Linked DNA regions of Homo sapiens: region 1 is linked to region 2. Evidence: read pairs that join two places in POLR2A ChIA-PET (ENCODE). Cell type or tissue: A673. All regions are shown on one strand. Each heading gives the region's core, and the rest is flanking DNA. Links, peaks and the distances in the headings are about the cores only. Region 1 overlaps BMPR2 (bone morphogenetic protein receptor type 2). Region 2 overlaps BMPR2 (bone morphogenetic protein receptor type 2).

Region 1 (4,401 bases), core at 163-4,162, 54 kb after region 2:
CAAAGTGCTGGGATTATAGGTGTGAGCCACAGCTCCCAGCCAAATTTTTGTATTTTTTGTACAGCAGGGCTGGTCTCGAAATCCTGACCTCAAGTGATCCGCCTGCCTTGGCCTCCCCAAGTGCCAGGATTACAGAGTAAGCCACTTCGCCCAGGCCACACTGCAAATTTTTAAAAGGAAAAGATTTTGGGTAATTGCTTAATGCACAAATTAAGAAATGTTTGTTCCTAATGTTTACCAGATTAAGCAATAAAAGATATAGATTAAGTAGTAATTACCACAAAAAGTAGAAATAAAGTTATAGAACTTGAGAGTTAGAAAGAATCTTAGATCCAGTAGTTCTCAAAGGTACCTAAAATTTACTGGCTGATGAGGGCATCAAAGGCAGATTCCCAGGCTCGTTGTCCAGAGATTTGGATTCAGTAGGTCTAGTGGGGTACCCATGAATCTGTATTTCAAAATGATCAAGTACAACCCCATATTATTACAAGTAAGAAAACTATGTTAAGTAACCTATTTGCCCGGAATCATATAGAATCTAGGTCTCATTAACTCCCAACAGTGGTCTTCCCACTATACCTCTTAAACTACATACTTTATAGTTGAAGGAACTAGGACAAAGAAAAAGTTATTGGTGTGTTATTTGAGTCAATAAACAACCCTAGAATATTCCTGGTTGAAATTCCTATTTATTATTCATTCACTAAGTATTTCTTAAATGTCTACTAAATTATAAAACTAATCAGACATGAATACTGTCCTCTGGAAGCAATTATCAGTAGGAAGGACAAGGCAAATACATAAAACTGATACCTGGTCAGGTGCGGTAGCTCACACCTGTAATCCCAACACTTTGGGAGGCCAAGGTGGGTGGATCAGCTGAGGTAAGGAGTTTGAGACCAGCCTGGCCAACATGGTGAAACCCCATCTCTACTAAAAATAAAAAAATTTCGGGTGTGGTGGCTCACACCTGTAATCCCAGCACTTTGGGAGGCCAGGGCAGGTGGATCACAAGATCAGGAGTTCGAGACCGGCCTGGCTAGCATAGTGAAACCCCATCTCTACTAAAAATACAAAAATTAACCAGGCATGATGGTGCACACCTATAATCCCAGCTACTCGGGAGGCTGAGGCAGGAGAATGGCTTGAACCTGGGAGGTGGAGGTTGTAATGAGTCGAGATCGTGCCACTCCACTCCAGGCTGTGTGACAGAGCAAGACTCCATCTCAAAAAAAAAAAAAAAAAAACAAAAACAAAAACTGATATCCAGCAGCACAGCAATCTATGAGTAGGTGCCAAAATAAGTGGTGTGGCCAATTATAAAATTAACTGATTCACACAGATTCCACTCAGTATTTTTTTAATGGTTAGAATTTACCCATTAGAGATCAATATTCAATTTCTTCTCTTTTTGTTAAAAAAAAAACTGGCCTTTAATGAAGGAAAGGTTTTGTCTTGTGTGAACAGTTATCTCTCACCTCACTACTCATCCACATCAATACCACTACTATCACATCATCCCACATGCCAGAATAGCTTTTGTAGAGACCAAAGTTTATATCATTTTAATGCAAAAAACTAATTAAGAGGTTGGCCCTCTTCAAAGGGTAAGAAAAGCCTCCCTTCTGGACCATCTTACTGGTTATATGTGGTCTACTGAGAATTTCAATTCTTCGTTCTTCTGCAATAGTACTATATATCCAAATATTACATTAGCCTCATCACAGGCAAAGTGTACTTTGATACCTCTTGTTTCTGAGCTTAGCCTAGCCATATGACTCGGTCAGCCAATGGGATGTTAGGAGAGCAGAGTCTGGAAATGTGCTGGTAGGGTTGGGCTTGGCCTCTTGCACTTCTGCCAATGCCATGACACAAGCCTCCCCCAGATAGATGTTACTTCTCCCTCTAGCCTGGACCCCAGAAAGAGACACATGGAGCAGAATAAATGCCTATTGTTGCATGCCACTAAGATTTTGTGGTTGCCAATAATTACACAGCAAAATGTCACTGAATCACCATATTTAAGAAATCCAGCCCAGGCGTGGTGGCTCATGCCTATAATCCCAGCACTTTCGGAGGCAGAGGCAGGCAGATCACGAGGTCAGGAGTTTGAGATCAGCCTGGCCAATATGGTAAAACCACGTCTCTACTAAAAATACAAAAATTAGCCGGGTGTGGTGGTGCACACCTGTAGTCCCAGCTACTTGGGAGGCTGAGGCAGAAGAATCACTTGAACCCGGGAGGCAGAGGTTGCAGTGAGCTGAGATGGCGCCACTGCACTCCAGTCTGGGTGACCGAGCCAGACTCTGTCTCAAAAAAAAAAAAAAAAAAAAAAAAAAAGAAAGAAAGAAATCCAGGGCCAGGGCCAGGGCCAGGGCCAGGGCCAGGGCCAGGCACAGTGGCCCACACCTATAATCCCAGCATTTTGGGAGGCCGAGGCGGGCAGATCACCTGAGATCAGGAGTTCAAGACCAGCCTGACCAACATGGAGAAACCCTGTCTCTACTAACAATACAAAATTAGCCAGGAGTGGTGGCACATGCCTGTAATCCCAGCTACCCGAGAGGCTGAGGCAGAATTGCTTGAACCCGGGAGGTGGAGGTTGCAGTGAGCCGAGATCACACCATTGCACTCCAGCCTGGGCAACAAGAGCAAAACTCAAAAAAAAAAAAAAAAAGAAAGAAATCCAAACAATCAGGACTGATGATATAAAGCAGTGCTTCTCAAGCACCTGCTTGAGTGAGACTTTGCGGGGGTTCTCCCAGAGAGATTCATTCAGTACATCTGGACTATAGGGCCAAAAATATGCATTTTTATCAAGAACCCCAGGTAATTCTGTTGCAGTACCCACACTTTGAGAAAAACTAAAATGAAGATTACTAAACTTCAGTTACTCAGTAATATTCACTAACATTAGATTAATCTTACTTTATATAATGTGTGTGTTCCTCAAGAGATGTATGTAAAATTGCAATCTAATCAAGTGAATTATTTAAAACGCATTACAGAAGTTGACCTTTAAATAATAGCTGTGTTGTATTCTTTTATTAAGAATTCATTCATAAACCAAGCCAGCACATCTTATTTTTCATAAGTTGTTTTTTTTTTTGGGGGGGGCATAGAAAATGTTCTAAGAATTAGGCGGGGTGTGGTGGCTCATGCCTGTAATCCCAGCACTTTGGGAGGCCGAGGCAGGTGGATCACGAGGTCAGGAGTTCGAAACCACCCTGCCAAAATGGTGAAACCCCGTCTCCACTAAAAATACAAAAAATAAAAATAAATTAGCTGGGCATGGTGGTGGGCTCCCGTAATCTCAGCTAGTCTGGAGGCTGAGGCAGGAGAACCACTTGCGCCTGGGAGGCGGAAGTTGTGGTGAGCCAGGGTCGTGCCACTGCACTCCAGCCTGGGCGACAGAGTGATACTCTGTCTGAACAAAAAAGAAAGAAAGAAAGAAAGAAAGAAAGAAAATGTTCTAAGAATTAAGGAGTCCAAGAACTCAATAAGTGAGAAAGAGGGAATCAAAAGAAATGATTTATCCATGACCCCGAAAAAGGATGTGCTATCAATCAGTCTTCTAGGATTTATTTTCCTGTTCAGCTGCACCATTTGCGCCTGTCGAGTTAACATCACTGCATCTGTGTAACCCAAATCCACACAGGCCCTCTCTAATCAGCTTGCACTTAATGAAGCTGCACTAGCCACTTCAATATTAGGCCAAGCAAAGTTTTACATGTTCAGAACTACGACATTTGCATAACCACTGCTGCACTAACACCTTGTAAGTGTCCCTGCTTCTTTACAAAGGTTGATCTGGTGAAGGCTAATTACTCCATCTCATATATCCAATAAGATGAGAAGTTGTTGCTGCTAGTGCTGCTGTTACCATTAATGTGGTATGTGAGGGCGCACACTATAATCCTGGCTCCATAATTTACTGACTGTGTGGTGAGTTATTCAAATTCTCTGTACTTTACTCTCCCTCTATGGAAAAGGGGAATGATAATAACCTACAACATAGAATTGTCATGAAGACGAAATGAAAAAATATATGTAAAGTTATTTGAATAGCTGATGGTGCATGGCAGGCACTTAATAAATACTAGCTATTATCATTACTGTTACAGGTCTGAAATCCAGCTTCACAAATTTTGTCATCTGGTGCTATGCAATACCAAAGAAAAAAAAGACTACAACCACTTTTAAGCAGTGATTCTTTTACTCTCTCCCTTTTAAGAGACACTATTCTAAGATGATTGTATTACCAAACAAAAATTAAGTTTATTTTTAAATAAATGCTTTTTCTCTTACTTTTATCAGTTCTGATCACAATATTATGAGCACGTCATCATAAATGAGAATCTATATTCTAAAAAGGTTAAGAATAACAAATAACATTGAAAA
Region 2 (4,401 bases), core at 184-4,183:
GGCCAAAATGGTGAAACCCCATCTCTACTAAAAATATAAAAATTAGCTGGGCGTGGTGGCGCCCGCCTGTAATCCCAGCTACTCTGGAGGCTGAGGCAGAAGAATCGCTTGAACCTGGGAGACAGAGGTTGCAGTGAGCCGAGATCACGCCACTGCACTCCAGCCTCGGACCAAGCGAGACTCCATCTCAAAAAAAAAATTTAGAGTTTTTGAGGAAGCCCCAAAATAAATGCTAATTGACTAAAAATTGTCCATGTGAATAAAATGGGAAAGCATGGAAATAAGGAAAAAAAGAGATATGAGAGGAACACAATTCTTACTGCAAGGCGAAATATTTTGCGAAGACCTAGTAAAGAATTCTAGAGTCATGTTTCTTGAAAAACTTCCAAGTTTAACAAAGCCAATTCGGGCTGAGGTTATTTTCAGTACCACTGGAAAAACTGTATGAAAAGAATACATCATTTTCTAGGAATAGGACCACATATATAAGTTAGAATTATAAAATATTACTTGGAAAGAACTAGAAGTCAAATTTTCCATAATAAAGCAGGAATTCATCCTACCTGTAACATCTCTGACAGATGATCTACTTAGATGTTTTCAGGGGTGGCAAACTCACAAATTCAAAAGATAGGCCATGCATTGTTTCAATTTAAAAAGCTTAGAAGCAAATTAGATATCTTTGTCAAGATAAAACTAAGTTTCCTTTTCTTTTCGGCTTTTGTTTTTGTGGGTTTTTTTGTTGCTGCTGTTGTTGTTTTTTTTTCTTGAGACAGGGTCTCACTCTATCCATCAGGCTGGAGTGCGGTAGCACAATCAGGGCTCACTGCAGCCTCAATCACCTAGGCTCAGGTGATCCTCCCACCTCAGGCCCCCAAGTAGCTGGGACCACAGGCGCAGGCTATCATGCCCAACTAATTTTTTTGTAGAGACGGGGTTTCACCATGTTGCCCAGGCTGGTCTCTAACTCTGGGCTCAAGGGATTCACCCGCCTCAGCCTCCCAAAGTGCTGGGATTATAGGCGTAAGCCACTGTGCCTAGCCAAGATAAAACTAAGTTTTCATGAAAATGGCCGGTTTATTATCACTATTACCAGTGATGTACCATTTTATAGTTAACTTAGTATAGAAAGAAACATAGTATAAGAAATGCTTTTTTGAATCATGACCAAATGCAAAGGTAAACATAAAACTAAAATAAAAATTTCATGGAACAATACTTAAGGCAGTCATGTGTGGCTTAATGACAGAAATATGTTCTGAGAAATTTGTTGTTAGGTGACTTCATCGTATGAATATCATAGAGTGTACTTAGAGAAACCTGGATGACATAGCCTATTACATACCTAGGCTATATGATATAGCCTATTACTTCTAGACTATAGGATAGTTGTATAGCTATTCCACTGAATACTGTAGGTTGCTGCAACACAATAGTATCTGTGTATCTAAACACAGAAAAAGTAGAGCAAAAATACAGTATGAAAGATAAAATATGGTATACCTGTATAGGGCACTTACCATGAATGGAGCTTGTAGGACTAGAACTTGCTCTAGGTCAGTGTGTGAGCGGTAAGTGAATGTGAAGGCCTAGGACATTACTGTACCCTACTGTAGACTTCATAAACACTATACTTAGACAACATTACTTTTGTTTTTTATTTCCTTGATAATAAATTAACCTTAGATTACTCTAACTTTACTTCATAAACTTTTTAACCTGTGGTTTAACTGTTTTTAACATTTTTACTCTTATAATAAAACACTTAGCTTAAAACACGAACATACTGTATAACTGTACAAAAACATATATATATATATATATATATATATATATATGTATTTTTTTTTTGAGACAGGATCTGGCTCTGTCGCCCAGGCTGGAGTGCAGTGGCATGATCTCAGCTCACTGCAACCTCTGCCTCATGGGTTCAAGCAATTCTCCAGCCTTAGCCTCCGGAGTAGCTGGGACTACAGATGCCCACAACCACACCTGGCTAATTTTTTTGTCTTTTTTCAGTAGAGACGGGGTTTCACCATCTTGGCCAGGCTGATCTCAAACTCCTGACCTCAGGTGATCTGCCTGCCTTGGCCTCCCAAAGTGCTGTGATTACAGGCAGGAACCACCACACCCAGCCTATCCAGCTTATTTTTGAATTTTTTTGAAGAGAAGGGGTCTCACCATGTTGCCCAGGCGGGTCTGCAACTCCTAAGCTCAAGTGAGCTGCCCACCTCAGTCTCCCAAATTGCTGGGATTATAGACGTAAATAAATAAATAAATATATATATATATATATATATATATATTTTTTTTTTTTTTTTTTTTTTTTTTTTTTGAGACAGAGTCTCACTGTGTCACCAGGCATGAGTTTGAGCCCAGACTGGGCAACATACTGAGATCTCATCTCTACAAAAAATAAACAAAATTAGCCAGGCATGGTGGCACACCTTGTAGTCCTAGCTACTTGGGAGGCTGAGGTAGGATGCTCGCTTGAGCCCCAGAGGTCAAGGTTGCAGTGAGCCAAGATTGTGCCAGCCACTGCACTCCAGCCTGTGTGACAGAGCAAGACACTATCTCAAAAACAAACAAACAAAAAGATTAGGAAACAAAAAGAAGTCAGAAGGAGCCAAATCAGGACTATATTGATTTTCCATTGAAACTCTTTAAAAATTGCCCTTGTTTGATGACAGGAATGAGCAGGAGCATTGTCATGGTGGAGAAGGACTCTTTAACAAATTTCTCCCTAGTGTTTTTCTGCTAAAGCTTTGGTTTTCTCAAAACATTCTCATAATAAGCAGATGTTATCATTCTTTGGCCCTCCAGAAAACCAACAAGCAAAATACCTTGAGCATCCCAAAAAACTGTTGCCATGACCAGTCCATTTTGCTTTGACTGGACCACTTCCACCTCTTGGTAGCCATTGCTTTAATTATGCCCTGTCTTCAGGATATATTGGTAAAGACATGTTTCATCTGTTTTAATTTTTTCAAGAAATGCTTCAGGATCTTGATCCCATTTGTTTAAAAATTCCATTGAAAGCACTGCTCGTCTATAGCTGATTTGGGTGCAATGGTTTTGGCCCCCAATGAGATGAAAGTTTGCCCAAGTTTAATTTTTCAGCCAGAATTGTGTAAGCTGAATCACTTGAGATGTCTGTGATGTTCGCTATTGTTTTTGCTGTTAATCATTTGTCCCCTTCAAATAAGGCACAAACAAGGTTAATTTTTTCCTTGCAAATTTCCTTGCAGTCTGCCACTGCAAGCTTCATCTTTAACACTGTCCTGTCCTTTTTTATTTATTTATTTTTTGAGACAGAGTCTCGCTCTGTCGCCAGGCTGGAGTGTAGTCGTGCGATCTTGGCTCACTGCAATCTTTGCCTCCCGGGTTCAAGCAATTCTCCTGGCTCAGCCTCCCGAGCAGCTGGGACTACAGGCGCACGCCACCACACCCAGCTAATTTTTGTATTTTTAGTAGAGACGGGGTTACACCATGTTGGCCAGGATGGTCTTGATCTCTTGACCTCGTGATCCGCCCGCCTCAGCCTCCCAAAGTGCTGGGATTACAGGCATGAGCCATCATGCCCGGCCTGTCCTGTCCTTTTTTAAAACGAGTTATCCATTTGTAAAACTGCTGATTTCTTTGGGGCATTGTCCCCATAAACTTTTTGTAAAGCATCAATGATTTCACCATTCTTCTACCAAAGTTTCACTATAAATTTTATGTTTGTTCTTGCTTCAATTTTAGTAGAATTCATGTTGCTTTGATAGGAGCTTTTTTCAAACTGATGTCTTAGCCTTCCTTAGTGCCTCAAACTAGATCCTGTTCAAGTTTATTTTGGCACAAAAAATTTTTGAAAAACATGCAGAGTTTTTTCATAATATGCATTTTCCATGAACTTTCTGAGGTCCCCTTGTGTATCTATCTATACATATATCTATCTACCTACCTACCTACCTACCTATCTACTTACTCCTATTGGTTCTGTTTATCTGGAGAATCCTGACTAATACAAGTCCTAAAGATCCTGGAGGTCCAGTAAAGATGAAATTTAGCAGAGAGCATGCTTGCCTCTAGATCTAGCAAAGTAACATTCTTGAACATCCTAGACAGATGCTACCTTACCAGCTGGCAGATGGCTATATGATTTTCAGCCTCAAAGGTTAATTTAGATATAGGACTTGCTTACGGCTAGATCTGGCAAGGCAACACTCTTAAATATCCTTACTAGATACCACCTTACCAGCTGGCAGATGGCTATATATGGAATAAGGCCAGGTCAAACCTCAAAACAACAAAGTAGATTTAACAGCTGAGGATCCCTTTATCATTTTAGTTAACAACAACGACAACAAAACACACAGATTTCTGCTGCCTTTGATTTATTTTTAATTAAGGTAAAAA

Evidence for each region. ChIA-PET counts read pairs that join two places held together with the same protein. Peaks named below come from ENCODE experiments on the same cell type or tissue, not always from the same donor. Only the 100,000 strongest peaks of a DNase experiment are listed, where the experiment ranks them.
Region 1: POLR2A ChIA-PET joins it to region 2 with 8 read pairs; 11 of 35 experiments call an interaction of 5 or more read pairs at or near these places.

What each region holds. Positions count from the first base shown.
Region 1 is chr2:202,378,905-202,383,305 of GRCh38, reverse strand. The region is part of intron 1 of BMPR2 (bone morphogenetic protein receptor type 2); the gene reads right to left. Among named protein-coding and RNA genes, the nearest start is that of BMPR2, 4.8 kb to the right of the region's middle. In A673, for the core only: no CTCF peak of the experiment used is centred there; no DNase peak of the experiment used is centred there; H3K4me3 peaks cover 1,283 bases; H3K27ac peaks cover 833 bases.
Region 2 is chr2:202,432,814-202,437,214 of GRCh38, reverse strand. All of the region lies in intron 1 of BMPR2 (bone morphogenetic protein receptor type 2), which reads right to left. Among named protein-coding and RNA genes, the nearest start is that of BMPR2, 59 kb to the right of the region's middle. In A673, for the core only: no CTCF peak of the experiment used is centred there; no DNase peak of the experiment used is centred there.